Regions from separate parts of the Homo sapiens genome. Here region 2 is linked to region 1. A link is an interaction called in ENCODE POLR2A ChIA-PET data of the cell type or tissue named here. Cell type or tissue: K562. All regions are shown on one strand. Each heading gives the region's core, and the rest is flanking DNA. Links, peaks and the distances in the headings are about the cores only.

The links. Peaks named below come from ENCODE experiments on the same cell type or tissue, not always from the same donor. Only the 100,000 strongest peaks of a DNase experiment are listed, where the experiment ranks them.
Region 2: POLR2A ChIA-PET joins it to region 1 with 5 read pairs; 2 of 35 experiments call an interaction of 5 or more read pairs at or near these places.

Annotation. Positions count from the first base shown.
Region 1 is chr19:7,396,942-7,405,296 of GRCh38, forward strand. All of the region lies in intron 10 of ARHGEF18 (Rho/Rac guanine nucleotide exchange factor 18), which reads left to right. Among named protein-coding and RNA genes, the nearest start is that of ARHGEF18-AS1, 6.1 kb to the left of the region's middle. RefSeq lists silencers at 849-1,049, 2,709-2,909 and enhancers at 1,061-1,566, 1,567-2,071. In K562, for the core only: no CTCF peak of the experiment used is centred there; no DNase peak of the experiment used is centred there.
Region 2 is chr19:6,158,728-6,164,766 of GRCh38, forward strand. It overlaps ACSBG2 (acyl-CoA synthetase bubblegum family member 2), which reads left to right. Exons shown (of 15, transcript NM_030924.5): 6 at 2,488-2,568. All of the region lies in intron 2 of LOC105372255 (a long non-coding RNA gene), which reads right to left. Among named protein-coding and RNA genes, the nearest start is that of ACSBG2, 26 kb to the left of the region's middle. RefSeq lists a silencer at 2,758-2,817. In K562, for the core only: no CTCF peak of the experiment used is centred there; a DNase peak (open chromatin) is centred at 2,794; H3K4me3 peaks cover 262 bases.

The DNA.
Region 1 (8,355 bases), core at 2,138-6,137:
CATATGCGAATGCTCCCAGGCTTGGATGTTTAGGTTAACATTCCAAATTATAAAGAGTTTGGAAAATTTGAGCATCTCGGATGTTGTTTGGACCGAGTCAGGGTTTACGCTTTATCAGTAGTTTCCTATTTCTGTAGGTCAGCAAGCCTTTTTGCGAAAAAAAAAAAAAAAAAAAAATGAAGATGTGTTTGTTCTAGAGCAAAAAAGAGCAAACAGCTGGCAGGCATAATACATTTCATTTTTGTAAACGTTACTTTGTTTTGGTTTTGTATAGCTTATTTAGTTTTTGTTTTCTTCTGAAATTAGTATGTGATTTTACTTAAAATTTTTTTTTTCTTTTTAGAGACAGGGTCTCACTCTGTTGCCCAGACTGGAGTGCAATAGCACAATCATAGCTCACTACAGCCTCGAACTCCTGGGCTCAAATAATCCTCCTGCCACAAACTCCCAAGTAGCTGGGACTACAGACACGCGCTTCCATGTCTGGCTAATTTTTAAAAATTTTTTGGGCCGGGTGCGGTGGCTCACACCTGTAATCCCAGCACTTTGGGAGGCCCGGGGGGGGGCAGATCACGAGGTCAGGAGATTGAGACCATCCTGGCTAACACGGTGAAACCCCGTCTCTACTAAAAATACAAAAAATTAGCTGGGCATGATGGCGTGTGCCTGTAGTCCCAGCTAGTCAGGAGGCTGAGGCAGGAGAATGGCGTGAACCCGGGAGGTAGAGGTTGCAGTGAGCCGAGATCGTGCCACTGCACTCCAGCCTGGGCAACAGAACGAGATTCCATCTCAAAAAAAAAAAAAAATTTTTTTTGTGGGGTCTCGCTATGTTGCCCAGGCTGGTCTTGAAGTCCTGGACTCAAGCGATCCTCCCACCTCGGCCTCCCAAAGTGCTAGGATTACAGGCGTGAGCTGCCACAGCCTGTGGTTTTTGTTTTTGTTTTTTTAACTGACAGATAACAGTGTATGTATTTATCATGTGCAACGTGACATATTCTTGAAAAATGCAAGAGGAGCGGATGTTAAGCACTTTCACCACAAAAATGAGAGCTATGCGAAGTGCTGCATTTGTTACTAAGCTAGATTTAATCATGCCACTGTGTATATATACTTCAAAGTGTGTTTCCTTTTTCTTTTTCCTTTTGTTTTTTGAGACGGTCTCGCTCTGGCGCCCAGGCTGGAGTGCAGTGGTGTGATCTTGGCTCACTACAACCTCCGCCTCCCAAGTTTAAGCAATTTCGCCTCAGCCTCCCGAGTAGCTGGGATTACAGGTGTGTGCCACCACGCCCAGCTAATTTTTTGTATTTTTAGTAGAGGCGGGGTTTCGCCATGTTGGCCAGGCTGATGTCGAACTCCTGACCTCAGGTAATATCCCCTCCTTGGCCTCCAAGAGAGCTGAGATTACATGCATGAGCCACCACGCCCGGTCATATTTCATTTTTAAATGGCATACCTTAGAGAAGCAGAAAAGAGACCGGGCACCATGGCTCACACCTGTAATCCCAACACCTTGGGAGGTCGAGGTGGGCAGAGAGGCCAGGAGTTCGAGACCAGCCTGGCCAACAGGGTGAAACCCCATCTCTACTAAGAAATACAAAAATTAGCTGGGCGTGGTGGCCTGCGCCTGTAATCCCAGCTACTTGGGAGGCTGAGGCAGGAGAATCGCTTGAACCCGCAAGGCAGAGGTTGCAGTGAGCCGAGATCACGCCATTGCACTCCAGCCTGGGCAACAGAGCTAGACTCTGTCTCAAAAAAAAAAAAAAAAATAAAGAAAGAAAGAAAAGAGATTCTTTGGTTCCTTCTCTCTTTCTTGCTTAAATCGACTTGAGAATGTCCCCACTTTGAAAGGGGAAGTAGCACATACATTGTTTCTGGCATAGCTGTAGTATAATTTTCATTCTTGTCACACAGTAGCAATTACGGCTTCAAGGCCATTGCCCTTTGTGGGCCAGGGCCGTGGTGACTGGCTGTGCCTCCCTGGGTGTTTACCTAGCACATGTTTAACATAGCTCAGATCGTGTGTCAAGATCTCCCTCATTCTCACTCATCCTGGGTCATGTTTCTATCTCTTCAAACTCTATGACTTACAAAACATTTTTGCTGCCACCTCTCTGAAAATCATTTAAAAGCCCAGAGACCTTATATGAAGTCCAGCCAATCGCTGTTTCTTTGTTATTTGTTAGGTAAACTTTACTTTCCCCCTGAGACGGTCAAGAACTACTGTGTTTGAAAACCCTCTCTCTAGGTGCAAAACAGCACCAGTGGAAGCCTCGCAGCTGCCTGGAGGAATTTTTTGAGGGGAGGATTGTGGCTGACTGGGTGAGGGAGGGAAACTGGGTAAAATAATGTCCTCCGAGAGCATTCGGTGACAGCAGTTGTTCTCATTTTTGTGATGCAAATTAAGTTGTATGTGAACTAAATTAAATTTGCTTGCTTCTCTGCTTTTGTCAGAGATAGATTCATAGTTTCAACTGAGTATAGAGTTCTAGTCTGATTATGTTCAATATGTTCAAAGCAGTAGATACACTAATGTTTTTTTTTCCTTCTTTTTTTTTTTTGAGACAGAGTTTTGCTCTGTGCCCCAGCCTGGAGTGCAGTGGCGCGATCTTGGCCCACTGCAAGCTCCACCTCCGGGTTCACGCCATTCTCCTGCCTCAGCCTACCGAGTAGCTGGGACTACAGGTGCCTGCCACCACGCCTGGCTAATTTTTTGTATTTTTAGTAGAGATTGGGTTTCACCGTGTTAGCCAGGATGGTCTCGATTTCCTGACCTCGTGATCCGCCCACTTCGCCTCCCAAAGTGCTGGGATTACAGGCGTGAGCCACCACGCCTTTTTTTTTTTTTTTTGAGACAGAGTTTCGCTCTTATCACCTGGGCTGGAGAGCAGTGGTACGATCACAGCTCACTACAGCCTCGACCTCCTAGGCTCAAGCAATCCTCCCACTTCAGCCTCCCAAGGAGCTAGGACTATAGGTGCGTACCACCGCGCCCAATTAATTTTTGTATTTTTGTGTGTGTGTTAGAGATAGGGTTGCCCAGGCTGGTCTCAAACTCATGGGCTCAAGCGATCCTCCTACCTTTGTCTCCCAAAGTGTTGGTATTATAGATGTGAGTCACCATGCACGGCTTCATACACTGATTTATGGTCATATATTGAAAAAATATATATTCTAAAGGTTTCACTAACAGTACACGTTTAACACATTGTGGATGGTGGATGGTTACATTTTTAATTCACGTCACTTTTTTAATACAGCAGCTTTATTGAAATATAATTAGCACAGCATAAAATTCACCTTTTAAAAGTGTACCATTTGGTGTGTTTTAGGATATTCACAGAGTTAAGCAACAGTCATCAGTATTTAATTCCAGGACATCTTATTATTTTTTTAAAAAAACAGGGTCTTGCTGTGTTGTCCAGGCTAAATGCAAACTCCTGGGTTAAAGTGTTCCTCCTGCCTTAGCCTCCTGAGTAGCTGGGACTACAAGCATCAGCCACCATACCTGGCTCAGTTCATCATTCTTATGGGTGGGTTTCAGGAGGAGAGAAAGTGAAAAGAGGGAGTTGGTCTGGAGAAAGTCTCAGCTCAAAAATGAAAACAAAAATTGGCCGGGCACAGCAGCTCACACCTGTAATCCCAGTACTTTGGAAGGCTGAGGCAGGAGGACTACTTCAGGCCAGGAGTTCAAGACCAGCCTGGATAGCATAGCAAGAATCCTATCTCTACAAAAAATTGAAAAATTGGCAAGGTGTGATGGCTCACACCTCTGGCCCCAGCTACTTGGGAGGCTGGAATGGAAGGATTGCTTGAGCCTTGGGAGGTCAAGGCTGCAGAGAGCTGTGATTACACCACTGCACTCTAGCCTTGGCAACAGAGCAAGACCCTATCTCTAAATAAATAAATATTTATAAATGAAAAGAGGGAGTCCTGAGCAGGTGCTCTCTCATTGCAGTGTGGGATGGAAGGAGGGGAGGACCATGTCAGATTACTTGGCAGGAATCTAGCATCATCTTGCATACAGGGACATCCCAGTTACACTCTGTGTAGGGATACCTCTAATTTGCTGACGTTTCATTTGAAGAGCAAAATTGAATTTAGAAACCATAGTAAGTTGGGAAGTTATCCACAATGGGGATTACTGGACTCATTAGTTCCCTTACGGGGGTGAAATGGATAGTGACGGACCAGGTAGAATGTAGAGCAAAGGATTTCAGCATCCTTGGGCGCTGGAGGCAGCAAGGGATCAGCTCTGTAGCGCTGACAATGCCAGGGTGTGGTGGCCAGTGGTGGGTCCGTGTGACCCTTTGTGATGTCCACTTGGGGGCTCCTAACCAATGAGGTTTTGTTTGTTTTGGTTTTGAGTCAGGGTCTTGCCCTGTCGCCCAGGCTGGAGTGCAGTGTCACAATCATAGCCCACTGCAGCCTCAACCTCCTGGGCTCAAGTGATCCTCCCACCTCAGCCTCCCAAATAGCTGGAACCACAGGCACACACCATCACGCCTGGCTAATTTTTTTTTATTTTTTGGAGAGACAGGGGTCTTACCATGTTGCCCAGGCTGGTCTTGAACTCCTGAACTCAAGCAATCTGCCTGCCTTGGCTTCCCAAAGTGCTGGGATTATAGGCATGAGCCATTGTGCCCATCCCTAAGAGAGATGGGAAGATGGAAAAATTGGAACCCTCATACACTGCTGGTGGGAATATAGGTTGGTGTAGCTGCCTTGGGAAACAGGCAGTTCCTCCAAAGCTTAAACCTTGAGTTAACCCAGCAATTCTGTTCCTCTGTAGGTTCCTAAGGCAAATGAAAACATAGGTCTACACAAACACTTGCAGAGGAATGTTCATAGTAGCATTATTCCAAGTAGCCAGAAAGCAGAGACAACCTAAATGTTCATCAGCTGAGGAACGGATACATAAAATGTGGTCCCGCCATACTGTGGAATATTACTTGGCCATGAAAAAGAAGTTCCGATACAGAGATGGACCTGGAAAAAACTTGCTCAGTGGAAGAAGCCAGTCCCCAAAGGCCACCTGCTGTATGATTCCATTTATATGAAATGTATACAACAGGCAAATCCACAAGGACAGAAAGTGGATTAGTGGTTGCCACAGGCTGGGGGTAGTGGAGTGGGGAGTAATGGCCAAGGTAATGGGGTTTCTTTTTGAGGTGATGAAGGCATTCTAAAATTGACTGTAGGCTGGGCGCAGTGGCTCATGCCTGTAATCCCAGCACTTTGGGAGGCCAAGACGGGCAGATCACAACGTCAGGAGTTCGAGACCAGCCTGGCCAACATGGTGAAGCCCAATCTCTACTAAAAATACAAAAATTAGCCAGGTGTGGTGGTGCGTGCCTGTAGACCCAGCTCCTCCGGAGGCTGAGGCATGAGAATTGCCTGAACCCCAGAGACGGAGGTTGCAGTGAGCCGAGATCCTGCCACTGCACTTCAGCCTGGGCAACTGAGCGAGACTCTGTCTCAAAAAATAAAATGAATAAATACATAAAATAGATTGTGATGACAGATGCAGAACTCTGTGAACATACTAAGAACCATTGAATTGGATGCTGTCAAAGGGTGAGTTGTGTGGTATGATAATTCTATCTCAATAAAGCAGTTACAAAGAGAGGAAGAGATGGAATAAGAACTGGAAGCACAGTGGCAATGGGACAGAATTTTAAGGAATGGTTTGAGACTGAGTGGCAGGAAGACTGGGGGGTAAAGCTAAGAGAACCCTAAAGGAAAGGGGACCAGCTTGCCCCGTAAGTGGTGTGGGGCTAGGTTAATAGATTGCCTAATGCCCAGGAGATGTCAGTGTGCCCATGCGCTGGTCCCTGCCATGTAGGACCACGTAGGAGAAGGTTACAAAGTGTGTCTGTACCATCCAGTGTGACAAAGTGAGAGCCTCGGAGCAGGTATAGCCCAGGCATGACCCAGAAAGCCCTCTTGACCAGCTGCTGCTGGCCAAGATAATTATATGATCACAATTTATGTTATATTATAGCAAATTTAAAATTGGGATAATGTGATTCACATACCACAGAACTCACCCTTTTACAGTGTACAATTCAATGTGTTTGTTTTGTCTTTTCTGAGACAGAATCTCACTCTGTCACCCAGGCTAGAGTACAGTGGCGCGATCTCGGCTCACTGTAACCTCCGCCTCCTGGGTTCAAGCAATTCTCTTGCCTCAGCCTCCCAAGTAGCTGGGGCTACAGGTGCAGGCCTCCTGACCTCAAGCAATCCGCCCGCCTTGGCCTCCCAAAGTGGTGGGATTACAGGCGTGAGCCCACCACACCCGGCCAAATCAGTGATTTTTACTATGTTCACAGAGTGGTGCAGCTGTCACTACTATAATTTCAGAACATTGTCATCACCCACAAGAAAAGCTCACACCCATAGCTTTCACTGCCCATTCCCCCATCCTCCCAGCCCCCAGCAGCCACGACCCTACTTTCTGTCTCTAGATCTGTCTATTCTAGACTTTTCATATCAGTGGAATCTTACAGTATACTTGATGTATTAATGTGACTTCTTTTACTTAGCATAACGATTGCAAGGTTCATTTACGTTGTTGCCTAAACTTAGCTTTTTCTTTCTTTCTTTCTTTCTTTCTTTTTTTTTTTTTTGAGACGGTCTTGCTCTGTTGCCCAGGATAGAGGAATCACAGCTCACTGAAGCCTTGACGTCCTGGGCGCAAGCAATCCTCCCGCTTTGTCCTCCTAAGTAGCTGGCACTACAGGTGTGCGCCACCGTGCCCGGCTAATTTTTTATTTTTTGTAGAGATGAAGCCTCGCCGTGTTGCCCAGGCTGGTCTTGAACTCCTTGGCTCAAGAGATCCTCCTGCTGGGCTCAATGACTCACACCTGTAATCCCAGCACTTTGGGAGGCCAAGGCAGGCAGATCACCTGAGGTTGGGAGTTCAAGACCTGCCTGGCCAACATGGCAAAACCTCATGTCTACTAAAAATACAAAAATTAACCAGGCGTGGTGGCTGGTGCCTGTAATCCCAGCTACTGATGAGGCTGAGGCAGGAGAATCACTTGAACCCGGGAGGCGGCGGAGGTTGTAGTCAGACGAGATTGAGCCAGTGCATGTCAGCCTGGGCAACAGAGCGAGACTCCGTCTCAAAAAAAAAAAAAGAGATCCTCCTGCCTCAGCCTCACAGAGTGCTGGGATTAGAGGTGTGAGCCACTGCACCTGGCCTAGTTATTTGTAATCTGTAAGAAGAAATGTGAAGGAATAGTAAGGAGCACCTTGCCAGAGGCAGGTACGGGCTGCCCTGGGGCCGTTTCACTGAGTTGACCTGACCTTGTGTGTTCATTGTTGATCCCTTCCCTGTCCTGGCTCCAGGGAGCCAGTTAGATGCTCGAGGGGCTTCTCGGGCTGCGTTCTCTGTTGTCCTGTAAATACCGACTGATCTGGATAACAGTTGTCAAGTCACAAAAAAGAGAAACACAGTTAGGTAGAAACCCAAAGCAAACCCGCTCTGTGAGGCTGAGGCAGGAGGATCTCTCTCTTTTTTTTTTTTTTTTTTTTGAGATGGAGTCTCGCTCTGTCACCCAGGCTGGAGGGCAGTGGCTCAATCTCGGCTCACTGCAATCTCCGTCTCCCGGGTTCAAGTGATTCTCCTGCCTCAGCCTCCCCAGTAACTGGGATTACAGGCGCCCACCACCACACCCGGCTAATTTTTGTATTTTTAGTAGAGATGGGGTTTTGCCATGTCTCTATTAAAAGGCCTTTTAGATAGATCGTGGAGCTAATCCGACCTGAACATCCCAGTCCTGGAGTATTTTAGCATGAGGATAGCTCTCTATTGGTCTGGAAGGTTCGCCTGATGGTTGGGCCTGAAGACAGGGGCCTCAGGGACTCTCTTGTAGCTCCTTCAGATGGGTGCTTTTGTTTTGACCAAAAACAGAACATTCTATACCGTGATCCAATGGGCACACGTACAATAATAGGATGCAAAGTGTTACCAAACCGAACTCACCTTTATTGTGTGCGACAGACTCGGGTGCTTTATTTTTATTTTTATTTTTTTGAGATGGAGTCTCACTCACCCAGGCTGGAGTGTAATGGCATGATCTTGGCTCACTGCAACCTCTGTGTACTGAGTTTAAGAGATTCTCCTGCCTCAGCCTCCCCAGTAACTGGGATTATAGGTGCCCGCCACTATGCCCAGCTTATTTTTTATATTTTTAGTAGACACGAGGTTTCACCATGTCAGTCAGGCTGGTCTCAAACTCCTGACCTCAGGCAATCCGCCCGCCTCAGCCTCCCAAAGTGCTGGGATTACAGGCGTGAGCCACCGCGCCCAGCGACCTCTTCCAACTTCTAAAAGGTGGCCCTAGGGATTCC
Region 2 (6,039 bases), core at 1,102-5,101, 1.2 Mb before region 1:
GATCACTACTGGCCATATGTTTTCTCACATTTTATTCTCTCCGAAATTTGGGTACAGTTTCCAGATTCAATGAAATCCTAGCTAGACTCAGTGAAATACAACACTTTCTCCTGCCTGGCTTCCTTTGACTCCTAATTCCTGACTTGGTTCAGGAAGGACAGACCTCCACCTCTGGCCTAGAGCTTTTAAAAATTCTTTTCTTTTTTCTTTTTCTTTTCTTTTCTTTTTTTGTTTGTTTTTTTCTTTTTTTGAGACTGTCTCACTTTGTCGTCCAGTCTGGAGAGCAGTGGCGCCATCTTGGCTCACTGCAACCTCCACCTCCCAGGTTCAAGTGATTCTCATGCTTCAGTCTCCCAAGTAGCTGGGACTACAGGTGCACACCACCACACCGGGCTAATTTTTGCATTTTTTGTCAAGACTGGATTTCGCCATGTTAGCCAGACTGCTCTTGAACTCCTGGCCTCAAGTGATCCAATGGCCTTGGCCTCCCAAAGTGCTGGGATTACAGGCATGAACCACTGCTCACAAAATTACTTTCTTAAGTGATGCATCGGTGGTTCCCAAAACTCATGTCATACCTGTTTGTCCTCTTCCTAGCAGAACACACTATGGGGTGGGTGCTGGTGGGTGGGTGGGGTCCTTCTTCCAGCTGGGAATGCTGGCTTAATTTGAGTTTTCCATAACTGGAAAATGCCACATACACAACCTTCCCCTCTACACCCACCTGGCTGCTGTGGATTTCTGTCCTGGTTCTAGCAGGTCCAGCATTAAGTGAATAAAGCAATATCTGAATTATTTCTGACTCCTAGTTTCATTGAAGGTGAAGTCTGTGGAGGATTTATTGTTCCAGTTGCTAGGTCTAGAAGATTCAAAACCAGGTTCCTGACATGCTTCTCCCAAATTGGATGCCCAGCTCCACTTGGAGATCTTTATTTGGGGGAGTAATCACAGATCCTCCTCTGCTTATAATCCTCTAATTCTCTAGCGGTTTTCTGTTGGAGTTAAATAAACTCCAAACTCCTCATCTTTGCCTCCAAGGCTCCGCTGATCTGGGCCTCACCATTCTTTCATGCCCCCTCCCCTATCATACTCTCTTGGGTCCCCACTCTGGCCATCCTGGACTTTTTGTATCCCTCAGACATCCCAAGCTGTTGCCTGCCCCAGGCTCCTTGAATGTCTGTTTCTTCTTCTCTCTGGAAAACTCCTGTCCAGCTGCTATACGGGCTTCTGCCATCTTTTCTCTCCAATGCATGCCAGAGGCGTGGTTATGATTAGCAAAATGGATGTTGCAAGTAACTTTTTCATTGGATTGGCTAGAAGTGTCATAGAGAGACCCCATCCCGCTTTCTTTGGCATGAACAGAGTATAAAAATCTCGCAGGGGCCGGGCGTGGTGGCTCATGCCTGTAATCCCAGCACTTTGGGAGGCTGAGGTGGGCGGATCACGAGGTCAGGAGATCGAGACCATCCTGGCTAACACAGTGAAACCCCATCTCTACTAAAACTACAAAAAATTAGCCAAGCATGGTGGCGGGCGCCTGTAGTCCCAGCTACTCGGGAGGCTGAGGCAGGAGAATGGCATGAACCCAGGAGGCGGAGCTTGGAGTGAGCTGAGATAGCGCCACTGCACTCTAGCCTAGGTGACTGAGTGAGACTCCGTCTCAAAAAAAAAAAAAAAGAAAGAAAGAAAAGAAAAAAGAATCCCGCAGGTCACCTGAACCTTACCGTGCTAGGTATGGGTAGAGGGCTCTGCACTTGTCCAGGTTCCAGCCAACTTCATGAAGGATTTTTATTGCCTGACTCCGAGTAAAAGGTTAGCTAAATCTGGGCTGCAAGGTGCAAAGTCCTGGAAAAGGAAGAGCCATGAGGGACTTCTTTTAGCTCATCAACCAAGATCCACAATTCTGTGTAGCATAATTTGGTCAGAGATGTGTTGTCTCGGGCAGACTATTGTCATCCTCTACCGACACTGTTGGAAGCTACTGATATGGACTACAAAGAATCCAGGAGTCCTGAAACCAAGTCATTTGGAGTCAGTCAAGACCAATAGCAGCATTTTATAGTGTGGGCAGGGGAAGAAAAGAGGCTGGAGGCTGGGCACAGTGGCTCACGCCTGTAATCCCAGCACTTTGGGAGGCCGAGGCGGGGGGATCACCTGGGGTCAGGAGTTCGAGACCAGCCTGGCCAATACGGTGAAACCCCGGCTCTACTAAAAATACAAAAATTAGCTGGGCATGGTGGCACATGCCTGCAATCCCAGATACTCAGGAGGCTGAGGTGGGAGAATGGCTTCAACCCGGGAGGCGGAGGTTGCAGTGAGCCGAGATTGGGCCAATGCACTCCAGCCTGGGCGACAGAGCAAGACTGTGTCTCAAAAAAAAAAAAAGAGGCTAGAGTTGCTGGAGAGAGCTTACTTAGGACATCTAACCCAGCTTTAGTCTTTCCCAGGGCTGGGTTGCCATGAAGCCCACAGGGAACTTTCTTTCAGATTCCACAGAGCAGCCTAGAGCCCCTAAAAGCGATCATCCAGTACAGACTGCCAATGAAGAAGAACAACAACTTGTACTCTGTAAGTGTGGGAGGTGGGCACTGGGGAAAGGGGAGGGCGGGGCCTTGCAAGAAAAGTGGGCGTGGCCTAAGTGGAAGGTGAGCAGAGGGAGGAGGTCGGACCTGGCAAGGGTGGGAACTCTCAAAGGAAGTAGGTGGGGACTCTCAAAGGAAGTGAAAGGTGAGGAAAGGAAGTGGGTGGGGCCTTGTGAGGAAAGTGGGTGTGACCTTTCAAAGGACGTGAAATGTGAGCAGAGGGAGGGGGTGTGACCTTACAAGGGAAGTGGGTGTGGCCTTTCAAAGAAAGTGGGAGGTAAGCAGAGATGGAATGGGGCCTCACAAATGTGGTAGGTGGGGGTTTGCAAAGGGATGTGGGTGGGGCTTCATAAATGTAGTGGGTGGGGCTTTGCAAAGGGAAGTGGATGTGGCCTTTGCAAAGGGAAATGGGAGGTGAGCAATGCGTGGGGGCCTAGCAAAAGGACGTAGGCGGGACCTTTGGGACGCATTTTTCCCTTCTGGCATGAAGGGACTGATTAATGAACAGTGTCTGTTCTGGCTAATTACTGCTGGGCAACAAATCACCACCAAAACTGGTGGCTAAAAAAAATCAGTCATTTTGTTATTAATTTTTTCCCAAGAACATTAAGATAATTAAACAATATACTAAAAAGTTGAAAATTATGTTAAAACTAACAACATTAAGTTTAAATATTTTATTTATACCCAAGCCAAAATTTGTTATAACAATGACTAAGACAACCAATTAGAATTGCAGACTTCTCAGGAGATCGAGACCATCCTGGTCAACATGGTGAAACACCGTCTCTACTAAAAATACAAAAATTAGCTGGGCATGGTGGTACGTGCCTGTAGTCCCAGCTACTCAGGAGGTTGAGGCAGGAGAATCGCTTGAACCCGGGAGGCGGAGGTTCCAGTGAGCCGAGATCACACCACTGCACTCCAGCCTGGCAACAGAGTGAGACTCTGTCTCAAAAAAAAAAAAAAAAAAAGGCCGGGCGCCAGTGGCTCACACCTGTAATCCCAGCACTTTGGGAGGCCGAGGCAGGCGGATCACGAGGTCAGAAGATCGAGACCATCCTGGCTAACACGGTGAAACCCCGTCTCTATTGAAAATACAAAAAAATTATCCAGGCGTGGTGGTGGGCGCCTGTAGTCCCAGCTACTCGGGAGGCTGAGACAGGAGAATGGCGTGAACCCAGGAGGCGGAGCTTGCAGTGAGCTGAGATCGCGCCACTGCACTCCAGCCTGGGCAACAGAGCAAGACTCCGTCTCAAAAAAAAAAAAAAAAAAAAAATTACAAACTTTTTAGAGGTTCAAAGTGACCACTACAGCAACAGTCTTAAGTCTCGGATAACTTAAAAGACTACTTTGTTAGCAATAACACTTACAGCAGGGTTTCTCAACCTCCTTGCTGTTGACATTTGGGGCAGGTAATTCTCTAAGGAGCTGTCCGACGCCCTGTAGGATGTTGAGCTGCATTGCTGGCCTCCACTCACTGGATGCCAGGAATATATCCCCTGCCTCCCACTTGAAACAACCAAAAGTGTCTCCAGACACTGCCTAATATACCCTGGTGGGGGGAGGGTGGGCGGTGGTGGAGTAGTATCACCCCTGGTTGAAGACGCTAATTTATAGGGGAGAGTCACATAGAAGGGCATCTACTCCTCTGCAAGGGAGAGTAGAACCTACCATTTTAAGATTCTGTTTAGGCTGGGCACAGTAGCTCATGCCTGTAATTGGGAGGCTGAGGTGGACAAATAACCTGAGGTCAAGAGTTCGAGACTAGCCTGGCCAACATGGAGAAACCCTGTCTCTACTAAAAATACAAATAATAATAATAATAATAATAATAATAATAATAATAATAATAATCGCCCAAGCACAGTGGCTCACACCTGTAATCCCAGCACTTTGGGAGGCTGAGGCGGGCAGATCATGAGGTCAGGAGGTACAGACCATCCTGGCCAACATGGTGAAACCCCGTCTCTACTAAAAAATACAAAAAATTAGCTGGGCATGGTGGCATGCGCCTGTAGTCCCAGCTGCTCAGGAGGCTGAGGCAGGGGAATCACTTGAACCCGGGAAGCGGAGGTTGCAGTGAGCCGAGATAGTGCCACTGCACTCAAGCCTGGCGAAAGAGCGAGACTCCATCTAAAAAAAAAAAGGCTGGGTGTGGTGGCTCATGCCTGTAATCCCAGCACTTTGGGAAGCCGAGGTGGGTGGATAACCTGAGGTCAGGAGTTCGAGACCATCCTGACCAATATGGTGAAACCCCACCTCTACTAAAAATACAAAAATTAGCCGGGCGTGGTGGCACGCACCTGTAGTCTCAGCTACTCAGGAGGCTGAGAGAGGAGAATCACTTGATCCCAAGAGGCAGAGGTTGCAGTGAGCCAAGAGCAGTGAGCGGAGATCACGCCACTGCACTCCAGCCTGGGCGACAGAGCAAGACTCTGTCTCCAAATAAACAAATAAATAAAATAAAATACAAAAAAAAAAAAAAAAAACAGCCAGGCGTGGTGGTGCATGCCTGTCCAAGCTACTCGGGAGGCTAAAGAGGATCACTTGAACCTGGGAGGTGGAGGTTGCAGTGAGCTGAGATCACGCCATTGCACTCCAGCCTGGGTGACAGAGCAAGACTCTTGTCTCAAAAGAAAAAAGAAAGAAAGAAAGAAAAAGATTTAGTTTAGGACCCAGAAATGAGCAAAAACGAATGAGACTGAGAAAGTGGACTGTGACATTTGGGAAGGAAAATGGCCGAGTAAGACAATGAACTGTGCCAGTTGTGATGCTTGGCATCTGTGTGCCCAACAGACTGAGGACCAACCCAGATCTCCAAGACAGGGGATTGGATTGGACCAGCATGGGTCTGGTGCCCATCCCAATCCAGTCATTTGTGGCTGTGGAAGCCGGGGGTCTTCTACCGGCCTTTGAAGGAACACCCTTTGTAGGGAGACCTAGGGGCATCTCTGAGAAAGGACAGGTTCCCCCAGAGGGCTTGTGTGTGCTCTTCCTCTCACCCTTGCCCTACCTTGTTACAGATTATCTGGGCAAAGGGCTTTGCCTGCTCAGATGAAGCCAGCATCACCCTGGGCAGGTTTCAGGCAACACTGGCCATCTGTAGAGGACTTTGAGGGGCCTTTTTTTTTTTTTTTTGAGATGGAGTTTCACTCTGTTGCCCAGGCTGGAGTGCAGTGGCGTGATCTTGGCTCACTGCAATCTCCACCTCCCCATTTCAAGCGATTCTCCTGCCTCAGCATCCTGAGGAGCTGGGATTACAGGCGCCTGCCACCACACCCGGCTAATTTTTGTATTTTTAGTAGAGATGGGGTTTCACCATGCTGGCCATGTTGGTCTTGAACTCCTGACCTCGTGATCCGCCCACCTCAGCCTCCCAGTGCTGGGATTACAGGTGTGAGCCACCGTGCCTGGCCGAGGGGCCTCCATCTTTAAGTCAGCGCATCACCCTCAT